2 separate regions of the Mus musculus genome follow, and region 2 is linked to region 1. The links are chromatin loops, found by intact Hi-C in ENCODE. Cell type or tissue: heart. All regions are shown on one strand. Each heading gives the region's core, and the rest is flanking DNA. Links, peaks and the distances in the headings are about the cores only.

Evidence for each region. Hi-C counts contacts between places; a loop is a spot of excess contacts. Peaks named below come from ENCODE experiments on the same cell type or tissue, not always from the same donor. Only the 100,000 strongest peaks of a DNase experiment are listed, where the experiment ranks them.
Region 2: it touches region 1 in a loop (5-fold over the local background); 5 of 42 quality-filtered maps call a loop at or near these places.

The regions. Positions count from the first base shown.
Region 1 is chrX:52,161,966-52,169,592 of GRCm38, forward strand. It overlaps Gpc4 (glypican 4), which reads right to left and starts at 2,958. Exons shown (of 9, transcript NM_008150.2): 1 at 2,651-2,958. The coding sequence starts at 2,810. In heart, for the core only: a CTCF peak has its summit at 3,541; a DNase peak (open chromatin) is centred at 3,446; H3K4me3 peaks cover 2,326 bases; H3K27ac peaks cover 2,374 bases; H3K27me3 peaks cover 744 bases.
Region 2 is chrX:52,084,416-52,092,042 of GRCm38, forward strand. It overlaps Gpc4 (glypican 4), which reads right to left. Exons shown (of 9, transcript NM_008150.2): 2 at 7,227-7,385. Among named protein-coding and RNA genes, the nearest start is that of Gpc4, 77 kb to the right of the region's middle. In heart, for the core only: a CTCF peak has its summit at 3,538; no DNase peak of the experiment used is centred there.

The DNA.
Region 1 (7,627 bases), core at 1,632-6,631:
GGATAAGCCTAGGGTTCAGTGAACTAATCCTATAGACATTGCAACCCGCTACCTGTAAAATCATCTCTGGCTTTGAAGAAAATACATACTTCTTCTCCCAAGTAAAGTGCATGGTAACTAATTCATCAGATCTAGGCTCATGCCAAGTCATTGACTTCCCCAGAACTGCCTCCCCAAATGGTCAAAATGATTTAAGGATAGTCCCCAAAAGGTGAGGCTGATGCGAGCACCTGGAGAGGCCAGGGTGATGGTAAAGACTACCCTGCTTCTAGACCAGCCATCAAAAGGTATTCACTGGGGTCTGTCTGTGTTGTGACAGTGTCCTAGACTCAAATGAATGCCTCTAACACTCCACATTTTTGAGCCATTCAGTCATGCATTTTTGTTATTGTTGAAAGTGGTGCGAAATTGCACTGCATGAGCTAAAGTCCTTGGTGGTCTTCCAAGGATTCCAGCTAAAAAGGCACTTCCTTTGTTCCTCAGGAGAATGCAGTCCAGTAGGTCACTGAAAGGGGGAAATAAAAGCAGCAGCCCTGGGAGGGAGATGAAGGACAAGACAAAAAGAATAAAATGTTTTGGGTGTGAGCACATTAGCTTCCATTTCCTGCTGCTGGGCACTAATAACTCCCTATCTTTTTTGGGGGGTCCAGATAGACATTTATACAAAGATGTACCTCAGGTATCTTCAGTGCCCGTGACAATCAAAGGGAACACCCATCGTCCCTGACCATCACCTTCCCAAATTCCTTGTCCATCAGACTGATGGCTGGGGATGCTGCCATCTCTAGAGACTGCACACCACAAACCTGAAGTACCTGGGGAGGGTGATTTCATAGCCCTCGGCCAAAATGCCTCTAGACCATCTCAGAGGCACATATTGTTTGTACAGGCACATGGAAACTTGTCACTGTCCCATTAAGTGCATAGCTGCATGCCTCCCTTCAGAATGTGGGAATGACAACTGTAACCTTCACGCCAATCATCTCTGAAGCACCCAGGCTCGAGCCGTGCAGGGCACAAAGACCTCAGGTCTGACCTGCAGAGCTCCCAAGCTTCTGCGGCTGCCGGTTCAATTCTCTTTTGCTGGCAGGGCAGGAGGAAGAGGGAAAAGAAAGGGGGCTTTTCAGAGCTCTACAACCAATAAAATCATGAGTCTGGGAGGACATACTTGAGTTCCCAAAAAGACAGGCAGCTGAAGGGCAAACAGCCTTTCATCAGTAGCCTGTGAGTTACTTGACAACTGCCAAGGTGCAGTGGACGCCTGGGCTACTACCAACAATTTCTTCAGTTCTATTTCTAGATGGAGCCCGATTACACTCTGAAAGTACCCAGCCACTTCCCTCAATTACTTTTGTAGTTTATATGTAATTGATGACCACACTTAATCTCCGAGGTTATTAATAGCCTTCCAAAAGATGACCCCCAAGTCTTCTAAAGCTTTTGGAAGCGCCTGGTTAAAATTACAGTATTTCCTTTGCTGGCTGCTGGCCCCCTGCCTGCCCCACCCGGGCAACCAGTACAGCGAGGCAAAGGCGCACTCTGCACACTTCCATGAATGGTTCGGAATGGAGATTTGGCCTTCGGGGCTCGAATCTCTAACGCCTCCGTTAGGTTAAGCTGGCCAAAAGCCAGTTAGATTCGTAGCTCCTTCAGAGTCTCCAGGGTGAACAAGCTACCTGTGCCGTTTCGGCCGCCAGCCCGCAGGGCTGTGCGCAACAGTTGGCGGCTTCAAAAATCTAGTACAACAGGGAAGGAGGACTAGCCCAGGCACTGCCACCAGCGGGCCTGGAGACCTCGGGAGCAGGAGGGGAGGGCATACCTGATGCAGCCTCCCCAGCGCTCTAGGAGGACTTCCCCCAAATACCATACACAACCCCCCGCAACCCCCCCAGCGCTGAAATCCGGTGAACTTTTTCAGAGGCAAAGCCATCTTCATTTGCATAACCATCTCCAAACTGAGATTTAGGTTTCCTGTAATCAGTCCTTTCAAAGGTCTGTAATTGAAAGTGCAATTAACCCTTAAAATGAGGTGAGAAAAGAGAAAAGGAAGGGAAATACCCGTTTTATCCAACACCTTCCGGAAAGCTGGAGACTTCCCAAAAGTCGGGATTTGAAGGAGTAAGAAGAGTTCGCTTTTTAAAGGTGACTTCTAAAGCCCTTGCAGCTCCTAAAAACTAAACCGTGTCAGCGGTGGAAGAGAGGCGGCGGGGAGAGGAATTTTAGGAGACCGTCAATGAGCGGCTCATTCAAGTCTCACGTTTTGCGCCCCTAGGAATCTGCAAACTCCAGGAGGTTCCCCACCCCGCCCCCACTCGGCCTCGTCGTCACCCACACAACAAAGCGGGGAACCCAGTAAAGAATTCAACCCGGAAAAGGCGAGAGAGCCCAAGCCACGCACGTTGAGGGCCAGAGTCCCTAGTGGCTTCCCGGGAGTGAGAGGGCTGGGGTGGGGGGCAGCAGCAAAGGACCTGGGTGGCACTGAATAAACCGGCGGCGCCCCTCCACTCGCGGTGCCCGCTCAAAGCCGGGGCTGGCTCTCCTGCCTGCCCGTTTCTCCCTCTCGGCTACCTGATGCGGCGTGGGGGGGGGCGCCCCTTTTCCCGGGGTGCCCACCGCTCGGTAATGGGGAGAGTGCAGGATTCCCACCTACCGTTGATCTCATAGAGGGGGGCATCATTCTTGTTGAAGCCTTTGGACACGTAGAGACGTCGCACTTCCGAGCAACTTTTCGACTTGAGCTCCGCAGCCAGCAGCGAGGCGCTGAGCGCGGCCAGGGTGCAGAGGAGCGCGAGCAAGCCTAAGCGTGCCATGGTGCGGACCCTGACGGACGCGCTCCCACCTTTAGGGGACAGAATGAGACCCGATGGAAAGCAGCGCTGCGGAGCGGGCGGAGAGGCGCGGAGTGAACACTCACGAGCGGAGCGAGAACCGGGGAGTTGAAGTTGGTAGTGAAGGAGGAGGAGGAGGAGGAGGAGGAGGGCAGGAGGAGGAGACGCGGGCGAAAAGTGGAGCTGGGCCTCGAGTCAGGCAACGGTCCCCGGTGCCAGGCGCCCAGCCGGGGTGCGGTACGAGGAAAAAGGCGTGGAATGGGCGCGGGACCCAAGGGACTAGGGAGAGGATCCGTGACCTCGGGACTCCGAAGGCTAGAGAACCCGGGCCAGCTAGCCAGGGGCGGAGGGGCTCAGGGAAGGAAGGGAAGGTGGCAGGCGTCGCAGAAGAGCAGAGTGTGGGCGGCGTCGGCGGGCGATCGCTGGCGCGGGGCTTCAGCCACCCGGCGCTGCTCCGCTCACCCAGCCCGGCTCAGCTCACTGCCCTCGGCCGCACGGCTGTGCCCTTCTCAGCTCTGCCGCTGATTGACTGGCCCGGCTCGCACAGCGAGGCTCCGCAAACTTGGCCAAGCGGGGCGGCCCTAAGGGAGGGAGGGGGCGGGCATGAGGGGGGGGGCGAGCCCGAGACAGGCGGGAGCACGCAGGGCCGGGCCGGGAGAAAACCTGGAAGCTGGGTTGGATCTGGAGCGGGCCAAATCCACTTCCTAGGGGGCCCGCACGGGGCGCGCGGCGCTCCCTCTTGCGACACGCCCTGCTGGGCTCCTCCCTCCTGCCCTCCTCTTCAGAGGCGGGGAACCTGCCCCCCGCCCCCCCCCCCAGCAAGAGAGGAAAGGGCAGTTTCTTCCCGCTTAAGGGGCCAAGTCTCAAGAGATCCTGGTGATCTGGATCTTGGGGCCTTGAGCCCCTGTCTGAGCCACAAGCCTTTCTCCACAGCCACTTGACAGGCTATCCCCATGGGCCTGAGCAGCACTTAGCCCTCCAGCCCCAATACCAGCCTCGCTGCTTCTACCCAGCATCCAGGGCCACTTCTAACCAACACCTGGGCAAGGAAGGCACACTCACATACTGGCATTGCTTTGATCCAAACAACGCGGGGTGGGGGCCGGGGGACCTGGAACTCACAGCTGGGCTGAGAGGCTCACCTAGCCCCCCTTGACCCATCACAGTGTTCCCCCAAGAGCACAAGCTAGCCCCTAACTCTAGCAATCATCTTCTCACCTGCTTCATCCCCACACACTGTTCAACGCACGCTCACACCCTAAGTTCTGCAATAAATATACACAAACTCTGAAACTGACCAGAAAACAATCACTGAACCTCAAGGAGATGGAGCTAAATCAAGGTTGCTCAGAAAAACTTTTGGCCCCACACTGCCCTGTGTAGGGTATAGGAATTGACACCCCACAGAAAGAAAGAAACGCTAAGAATTAGCACTCACCTAAGGTCAATGTGTCCAAAGTCCCAAGACTCTTGAATGAAAAGACTCTAGTGGTGGCAGGGAATGACAGCCCAGTATTTCCAATTCTTCCCGTTCTACATTTAGTCACAAGAAAAACTGGGAATGGGTGAGTCTTCCCACCTTCCAAGCTTTGTCAGATTCCATTAATGAGTGTTTTTGAAGCTCCCAGGGCTCCTTTAATGAAGGGAACCGTGCAGATTGTGAACTTGTCATTACTGTTGTTATTGTTACAATCTGCTTTAAGAGCTCAGGGTGAGAAGTGCCTCAGACACTTCGGGAGTGTGCTGGGAACTGGGCAGATGAAAAGGGCTGGAGCTTATTATTTGGCTAGACTCTCAATTCCCATAAAATTACATAGGGTGAAGATACGAACCATCATTACAATTATCGCCCTCAGAGGGTTTGTGGAGACTTCCTCCACTGTTCTTTGGAAACCGTGCTGACATGGTTGGAGGTGAGGAGCTGTGGAGGGTGTTTTGAATGCCCACTGCAGACTCCTCTTCAATATATTAACTCTTGCAGAGCAGTAGCATGAACAGACACACTGTGACCTGTCTGTAAGTAGGACTTCCAATTTCTTTTCTGTTTGTTTGTTTGTTTGTTTGTGGTAGAGTTTTCTCCCTCCCTGTAGCCCTGGCTGTTCTGGAACTCTGTAGACCAGGCTGGCCTTGAACTCAGACATCCACTGGGCTCAGGCTCTCAAGTGCTGATATTTAAGGCCTGCGCCACCACACCCAGCTGTGACTTAAAATTTTTTATGTCTGGCAACACATTTAATTTATGCACACTCAGCTCCATTGAATTCAAGGAACTTTTAAATAATCCAGGTAATCCTTAAACTGCTAACCATGAGGTCCTCCTGGCACTGCTAGCGCTTAGCACAGCACCTTAACATCCACTGATGCATACATAAAGATATTCCTCAGCAAGGGAAATATGATCTGAGATGCGACCAACATTAATAGTAAAATGAAATTCCAAACTGGGTATATGATACACACCTGTAATTCCAGAAGGTATAGGCAGGAAAATCAAGACTTCAAGACCAGCCTCAGGGACATAAGGAATTTGTAGCTAGCCTGGGCTACATATGAGCCTCTTTCAAAATAAAGAAAAATAAAATAAATCTCTGACAATGAAAGAGAAAGGGATTTTCCTAACGTATAAAAGGACCACATTGGAACATTGCCTCCCACAGCAAGAGGAACTCATTTTTGCCCCCCTCAAGTCACTGATGCTCTTCCTTTTAGTGTATTATTAACCAAAACTTGAGCCTTTTCTACCAGAAACAGTAACCTCTGGCTACAGGCAGATCTGGACAAGTCTGAACTTTACCAGGGAAGGCAGGAACCCCAAGCCCTGCTCAGAGGCGGTTCCCACTTCAAAGCCTCCTTTCATTTAAATACAAACAGGGTGAACAACTGGCAATCTATGAAACAAATATCACCCAGATGGAAGCTTTTCAGATGGCCCTAGCTCCTGATGCTCTCCCCTCCCCCTCCCTGGCTCACCAAAGGAGGCTGGAGAAGCACCTTCACCAGGGTTGGAAGAATGCGGAGAGTTTTCAAACTGTTAAACTTCGCATGACTGTGGATTGGTTTTCACGTTTGTTTCTTATTATTATGGTAAAGACTACATAAAATTTACCATTTTAGCCATATATAGATATATAAAATTGAGGGCCTAGGAATTTGCTCAGTTGTTAAAGGGCTTGCCAAGTAAGAGAATCTTGTGTTCAGTATCCAGAACCAGTTAGAAAAGAAAAAAAAAAAAAAGCCCAGGGTGGGATGGGGCGTGGTGACAGATGCCTTTAGGAAAGCAGGGGCTGAAGGATCTCTTGAGTTAGTCAAGGTCAGCCTGCTGTACAAAGCCAGTTCCAGGACAGCCAATGCTGTTACACAGAGAAACCCTGTCTCAAACAAAACACAAAATAAAACAAAAATTCTCCAGTGAAAACGCACCCATTTGTAATCCCAATGCTATGGAGGATGCTTGGCTCCTTGGCCAGGCAGATTAGGCAAATTGGTCAGCTCTGAGCTCCAGGTAGTAGGAGATCCTGTCTCACATAGCAAAACTAATGAGGACTAACACCCAAGGTTAACCTCTGACCTCCACAAGCATCGCTGCACATATACAAGCACATACAGATGACACAAAAGTAAAATATACAATTCAGCAACATTCCAAATAATCTAATATTGTTCAGTCATCACCATAGCTAGTTCCAAAACATTTTCCTTGTCCCCAAAACAATCCACATACTTCATTTTCTCACTCTAGACCCTAGAAGCCACCAAATCTGCTTACTGTTTCTAGAGTTTTGCCTAGTCTGGACATTTTGTATGAAGAGAATTATTCAATGTGGGGACCTTTGGTCTGGCTACCTTCATTCAGCATCAAGTTCTCAATATCCATCTATGTGGCAACATGTTTCAGCATTTCCTTCCTTTTTAAGGATGAGTAATATTCTATTACACAGGCATACCACAATGTGATGCTATAGTACCTTACATGTAGGCGTCTCTAGGGGCGATGATCCAACTCCTAGCATCCCTTCAAACACAAAGGATATTTTGAATTTTGTGTCATTGTTTGAATTCATCTGCTTACAATATCTCTCTCTCTCTCTCTCTCACACACACACACACACACACACACACACACGTGCATATATATGTATATATATACATATTTTGAGCATATCTTCTTTTATTGAATTCCTCTCCCACTGAACTTTTTTTTTTCTTCTCATAAAGTTCCTCTCCTGCTTTGATTTCTCTTGTGGCATGCAGTATGTGTGTGTGTGTGTGTGTGTGTGTGTGTGTGTGTGTGTGTCCCACTGCATTTAATTAGGGATGCCTGCATGAGCATAGGTAGGGATTATGAGCCTAGCTTCTGACATTCCTAGGAGACACAGTCTCACAGCAAACTCTTTGGATTTCTTTTTAAAAGAGACAAGGAAACCAAGTCCCAGACAGGTTATATAGCTTATTCACAGCTATTTATCTTTGAGTAGCTGAACCACCAAGACTGAAATCTAAGCCTCTGTCATAATCCCATATTATTTTTGTCAGAAAATACAGTGCTCTGGGTCTTGTTTAGGATCAGTAGTAAATGTGTAACTTCCCCAAATCCTGTAGAACTATCTTTTCTTCAGATTAATAACTGAGTCTGGCACTCATACAATGTACAAGATAGTGCTTTGTTCTAACAGGAGGGGAAATGTATAAGCCAAGGCTGGCTTAGACAGAACACACTTATAGCATGCCTGGTGTTTTAGCTAGGGTTTTACTGCTGTGAATACACACCATGTCCAAGGCAACCCATAGAAGGACAGCAT
Region 2 (7,627 bases), core at 1,420-6,419, 78 kb before region 1:
TGTATAATATTACTTATACGTGTGTTTTCAGGGTTAATCATTTGGTATTAGATAACCAATTGGTGTGCTCTTTCTTGAGGAAGACTATTTCTCCCACATGTAACATTTTGGCTAATTTCCAATATTTTAGTATTCTAATTAATACTGTGATGTGCATCCTATTAATATCTTACACTAATCTTTATGAGCTTCTTCCATTCCTTAGAATACATAGCTAGCAGTCAATTACTAAGTCAAAGGATATGAATATATTTAAGACTTCTAACACTGTCGCTACATCAATCACCTGAAAGGTGTGCCCATGAATTACACTATATATTTGAGTCATGTTTAATTCTAAGTTCTCATTGCTCCATTAATTCTCCCAAGAGGGAGGATGATGAAGATGGGCTGGACCAATGAACAAGAATGGCCTAAATCATGACTAGTCTGGGAATTCTCTCAATTAAACAACTGGATCCTGTAATAGCTCAAATAAGCTCTTTCTTTACCTGGACAGGCAGACACATAAGAGACAGCTGGGATGAGTGACAACATTTCAAATCCCCAGGCTCAGTACACAACAAATAGTGAAGTCAAAAGCTTATGCTTATCTCCAACCAGATCAGTAACTTCTTCCTGATGCTATGTCTTCAAGAGAAGTCAAAGCTAAGTGCAGAGCCTCAACTAGCATTGTTGTGGATTCTGCGGGAACTGCACATACCCTTTCAATCCAATGAGATAACTAAAACCACAGAAAATGCTTCCATCTCAGAGAACAATTCAAAAGGCAGGGGAAAAAATGACTAATACCAAAATGTACTTATTCATTCACATCAAGTATCACACATATATTGAAAAAGTGTTAGGGGGTGGGGTCTGGAGAGATGGCATAGCGGTTAAGAGCACTGACTGCACTTCCAGAGGTCCTGAGTTCAAATCCCAACAACCACGTGGTGGCTCACAACCATCCATAATGAGACCTAATGCACCACCCCCCTCCGGGGTGCAGGTGTGCATGCAGATAGAGCACTTACATACATTAAATAAGTAGATGAATAAATAAATTTTTTAAAAGTTAGGGCATAGATGGATAAGCAGTTAAGAGCACTTGTAACTCTTGCAGAAGATCAGGGTTCAGTTCCCAGCACCCACGTGGTGGCTCACACCTTCCAGGAGATGACTTCTGATGACTTCTTCTTACCTCCATGGATATCAGACATGCACTTGATACAAATCATTTGAATGCACACTCTCATACAAACACATAAAATAAAAATTAACAGCAGGGCGTGGTGGTGCACACCTTTAATCCCAGCACTCGGGAGGCAGAGGCAGGCGGATTTCTGAGTTCGAGGCCAGCCTGGTCTACAGAGTGAGTTCCAGGACAACAAGGGCTATACAGAGAAACCCTGTCTCGAAAATAAATAAATAAATAAATAAATAAATAAATATTAACAAGTAAATCCGTTTAAAGTGTTTAGCAAAACTACACAGGTCCGTGTCACATGGATGGAAAAGAAAATGAGAAAAATAGCAGTGCATTCCAAAGAAATCAAAGGCAGTTAGTGTGATCTAGGACAATGCATTTTTAAATAGGCCAGATGGCTTCATGTCTTTCTTTGTACTTTGTGGCTACTCTGCCTGTGAATTGTTGCCCAACACACTGTAATGAGGTTTCAAACAGCAATACTTGTTTTAAAGTCTTAAGGATTGAAATCTGAAGTGAAGATTAAAAACCAATCTAGGGGGTCGGGAAATGGCTCAGCTATTAAGCATACACACTGCTCTTGCAGAGGATCCGAGTTCAATGGCCAGCATTCACACGAAGTGTCTCCCAGCAGCCTATAATTCTACCTCCAGGGCATCTGAAGCTCTTGTCTGGCCTCCTTGGGCACCTGCACCCCTACACATATACTCACACAAAAACACATACATATAATAATTAATAAAAATAATTAAAAATAAGCTGGGCAGTGGTGGCGCACGCCTTTAATCCCTGCACTTGGGAGGCAGAGGCAGGTGGATTTCTGAGTTCAAGGCCAGCCTTATCTACACAGTGAGTTCCAGAATAGCCAGGGCTCTACAGAGAAACCCTGTCTCAAAAAACCAAAATAATAATAATAATAATATCTTTAAAAACTCAAGCAGTGGTCATGGACTCCTTTCATCACAGGTGGGCCCTGTGACTTCAAGACCACCCTGATCTATACAGTGAACCTTTCTCCAAAAACAAAAGCAAACAAAATTAACCATCTGTGTTTGTGTTACTATATGTATTTCTATAATATTCAAAATGAGTCAGGGTTTTTTTCCAAACCTAAAACAAGATCTTTATTAATTATGTGTAAGCAACAAACTCTTCACCCTAATAACAAATTCATGAAGTTAAAATATAGTTAAGATCAGGGCTAGGAAAATTCTAGAAATTTCAACTTCGCTAATGGCCATGAAGCTCACCTAAATGTATCTGTCACTGAAGGTGAATAGACAGCTCGCTTTCATTGAGGTCATTACTTTCAGAGGCCTATGACTTCAAATGCCTTCAGCCCCGAGTCTCCACACTGGTTTTTCTTATTGGCTTAATGAAATAATGACTGGTATGAATGAACTACAGTGATTAAAACACAGCTTTAGCTAAGTCTGGAGTGTTTCGTGTCATGCCTGTGCGAGATAAGCACAATGAGAGTGGCGGGGGCCACTCTAGCTTACACAGTGCAGGCCGAGAGATGGGATGGACAATTATGTCTTTTATGTGCATTTTAAGCTAATTTAGAAATTTTCTACTATTATTCAAGTTAACAAGCTGTGGGCTCACGGGAGAGTTTCCAAAGAAAGACCTGGGGAAAGTAGTTGAGGGTTATGAAAAAGAGGGTACCATACAGATGGCTAATTAACATCTTATAGGACCTTTCACTAAAGCAGCTGGTCTAGTCCCATATTTAAAAGATTCACAGAATTTTTAGAATTTGAAAGGGTTTTGAGGGAGCATCTTGCTCAACCCCCTCATTTTATGGATGGGAAAACTGAGACCCAGTTAATTGCCCCAGGTCACAAAGGGTCCTGCTGCAGAATTCAGGCTGACAATTCGTTGTGTTCTGCCTCCCAATCAAAGTAGCTTAATTTCCTCCTAAAATGACAAGAGTTTTCCCAATAGATGAGTATCAGGTGACATCTTTAGATCCTTACGATTTAATGTGCAAAATATCTAGCAAATAGTTTAATTCAGGGAGTTGTTTAGCAGTTGTGTTTCTTTGTGGTTATTATATCATTTTATTATGTAATCCAGAAACGTATTTAACACAGCAGCTTTGATCACCTTAATAACCCATGTTTCTTTTAAAAACAATGAGTCTCACAAAACGGCCGACCTTTGGGGATGGGTCTTTATGTTGTAGTCCCCAAACATGGATTATGCTCCAGTTCTATTTCCATTCCCCTTGCCAAGTAATTCTCCCAATACCCACTTCACTGGCTGATTAGCATATTCATGAGACAACTGCTTCAGCTAATTAGCAGTTTTATTACCAAAAAATTCCCACGACTGGCCAAGAGGGGGAGCAGCTACCCCTGTCACTCTAACGCTCTAACTCAAGGACCATTTTAAGATAAAGAGTTGACAAAAAAGCCTGTAGGACAGAAAACTACAGAAGCCAGTCCTCACGCCCAGAGGCACATACTGAAAGCATAAGCGGCCCAGTGACACAGGCTCAGTAGTTATGAGCTGAGTCTGATCCTGAAAACCTACAATATAAACAGACAACTGACTCCTGAAAGTCGATGCCTGACATCAACACACCCTGTGCAATGAACACACCATGTGAACACACACAAAAGAATACTTATTATTGTTATTATTAATAAAAGTTTAATATTTTAAAATAAACCCAAGAAACTGGTTGAAAGTACTACATGGAGGTATTGCCAAATGAGGTGTTTTCTTGAATTTACCTAGCTCTGAAAACATACAGGCACTGCTTTGAATGTACAAATCCACTTATAAACTTTGTATTTACTTGAGACACACAAAACAGCAGAAAATGGAAAGTATGGAAGCAAAAAAATAAAGAAAAAATAAATAAAAACCACCAAACAAACAAAACTCAACCAGCCTCCCCCCAAATCCTTAGAGACAAAGAAATAGGCAAAAGGATTTGTCATTCACATTTGCTAAGTCCATTATTGCCAGAGCAGGTACTACAGCACTCACTTGCAATGGAGTCAGAATGAACAAAACCTGAGGCAACTAAGGCCATTTCTAACCTCGTGCACACTCATACATTTTGAGAACACAGAAAGTTGCCAGGGCTCAAAATCATCTCTGTGAGTCTGCATTTTAGGCTTGGACACAGCCAGATGTTCTTTGGAAGTTAATGGACCTATTGCTATGCTTTGTTTGGTTTTGTCTGGTTGTTTTTGCTATTTGCCTTCCATCATTTTGCTATTTCCTCACTATATATCTCCAGGTGGGTGTTGTGAGTAACTTTGCTATCCTTCTTTGTTCCCCAGCCACCATCTTGTTTCTTTGTCCAGTTGCTGCTTCTCCATTTACATCAAAGACAGGTTTCTCTTCTTTTTAAATCAGAGTTTGGACAATTCTTTGATCCCACCTTTGGACTTCTGAGAATTGAAATAACCCTAAAGAGCTTTACTCAACATCCTGGATCTTTTAAAAATATATCCATCAGCCAAACAACTGATGCATCACCCACTAAAGGATTGCTAAGTACCAGACAGCTGATGTTTTATTACAGAAAATTGTATCAGAAAACTTAAAATGTGTACAGTATTCCAGCTCTGTTCTGATCTCCAGACCAAACAGATTTCAGCGGCTTACAACAAATTTTAATTGGTACTCATTAACTTTATTGTCTTTGCCACGTTTTAAATTAGAGCCAGAAGACATACGCATGAGCTTTTATAATAATTTTTGAGTATGCTTTGGAACTGATAAAGGTACCATTTTAATGTATTTATTAAATGAGAACAATTGTTTCTATATTTAAAAAAAACAAGCATATGTTAACACTTACTGGTAATAGCTCTCTATATAGCTTTCTTTAAAAGAAAGCTTGCACATTGTAATCATGCTACGTAGTATACTGCTACAAATTCATGGGGAGGGAAGGGGAAAACAGCTAAACTAGCAGACCTATAGGCAGTAACATTGGGCTCTACTCCAGAGAAAGATATGTGTACCAAGTCTATACCCAGAGTTGGGTATGTGTTATATTCTACAACTTTCTCTTTGAGAAGCCCACACCTATGCTCTTGGATGAGTCTTCCTTTCTGCTGAGCACCTTTCTCTTTCTCTCCACCCTCAAGCTGAAGCCTATATGAAATGCTTTATATTAACCCTCAGATGTCTTCCCTTTAAAAATGAAATGAGAAACGAGGTAACTTAGAGAAGATGGGCTTGTGTCTTGGAAACAAGTTGAACTTCACAGCATCATGCTGTCAACAAGAGCCAGATTACAGTTTCCTTTCTAATATGGGTATGAAAGTCCCATGTGGTTATTTTTAAAGCACTCACCTCTCAAATATGCCAGAGTCAAGAGACATTCACTGTTTCTGGGCATGGTAGTGCACACCTATTCCTCATTTTCTCATAGCCCAATGGCTTCCAACAGACCAGTGGACCTAGTGAAAGGTATATAGCACTGGGGAAGCTAAAGCAAAATCGCAAATCACAGGTCTCCCTCTCAAAAATAGAAAAATTAGATGAACTCAGAATGGACAGGGAATGAGAGTATGAATGAATCATTGTTTTCAATAATAAAAGTAACAGTGACCTAGACACAGGTGGGATCTAGCATTGTACCTGCCAATAATTTCTATCTTCTCAATTATTAGCACAAAGTATTTAACAGAAAGAGCTACACATGCCAGGGTCAGGTTAATCAAGAGGATATAAAAATACATATATTTATTCTCGCTCATCCAGGTAAAGGAGACAGAACTAAGACCACAAAGACTAGAGGTGTAGGTCAGTAGTTGAGGCCATGTGTAGCCTGTGTGATATCCTGGGTTCCTTTCCCAGTCTCAGCATGCAAAAATAAGACCAAGTACATATTGCACACAGTGTACTTGAAACAATGAGTAGAATCAGTTGCATATACTATAATATCCAGGCAGTATTTGAGTTCAACTACATTACAAATTAAATGTGTTATAGTTCTTGCCTGGACAGCTTGCTTAATACTTACTAAACTGGTTACAAAAAATAAAAATTTCAAATAATAACTCTCAAAATAAATGCCTGAAATATAACCTGTTCTACAGCTGGGGAGTGTCTTATCAGCTATATCAAATCTAATTTAGTCTAACTTCTCACCATGGTAACAGCCCTTTGCAGGGAAACTCAAAGACATTTCACATCTAGAAAATTTGCTGTGTACTACTTCACCACGCAGAATGTCAAGAAAAGCCTGCTTCAAAGGTACTATGTAATTAGAATGGCCTTTAAAACAGGCACAAAGCAAATTGCTCTGATTAAAATCAAGTCTACTTCACAACGATCATGAGTGAGTAACATCACAGAAAGGAATCCTGGGGTGTTTGAGACCACATAGTATATAGTTTTGCATCTGTTATCTGTAGTGTGGACTCAGGTAGGGCTTGAAGTGCCTCTCATCTGCTGACTTCCTCTCTATTAAATGAAGTATACATGTGAGAGGGTTTAGAGTTCGGCTGTAGTTTTCCAGGGAAAGACTACACCAAACCTCAGCTAATAATGATCCTGGAGAGGGAAACAGGCTTAGTGAAGACCACAGACTCATAGCCATTTCCAGGTTACAGGCTGCACAGATGCTCAAGAGCTGAGCATCTTGGTTAGTTAGATTCTAAGAATTCTAGCTGACAATCCATTTTGAAATTTAAAATCAAGTCCAGCATCTATAGAATCTCTCTATTGGGTGAGAGAGTTAAAGAGTTTTGAGATGCCTGCTTCTTATTAGGAAGTCTTTACTTGCGTCAAGAACACTATGGAGCATTCACCCAAAGAAAGAAAAGGAAAAGCATTTAAATTAACCCCATCTATTTTTAACTCTCTTTGTCCGTATTTCCATAATGCCTAGGATACAGATGCCTGTGTAAAACTGCTTAGCTAACTTGCCCCTAGAAGCCTACTTCAACCACAGCACCACATCTGGTAAGAAAACTGAAGTTCTCAGGGAACCGAAGATAACTGAGAACTGACCATACAAAAACATAACTGTCAGCTCTTCCATGTAACTTAGATCACATACCATCAAACTTCTTGTAACGGGATGCAAAGATGGCTTGCAAATGGTTGCACTGTTCGCTGACCACGGTTTTGAAATCATCTTTACTTTGCAGGCTGTACTTCTCTTCCATCTCTTGAGAACAGCATGTATAATCCTGGGGACAGATCTTCAAATGGTCACCTGGAAGGTAAAAAGACAATCTATGTCACCAATATCCATCAGGTTCAAGAGAGAAGAGCTTGATTGCCGATGCATATTCTACTTCATTTAAGCCACTTGAAGCTCAAGCGTTGCATAAGGTTACATGGCACAAGGGAAAGATCTCATGGGTTGATGGTTTTATTTTGTCTAATTTTTTTAACTAAAACTTTATTGTTAAAATAAGCTTACAAATAAATAAACGACACACAAAATTAGCCAAA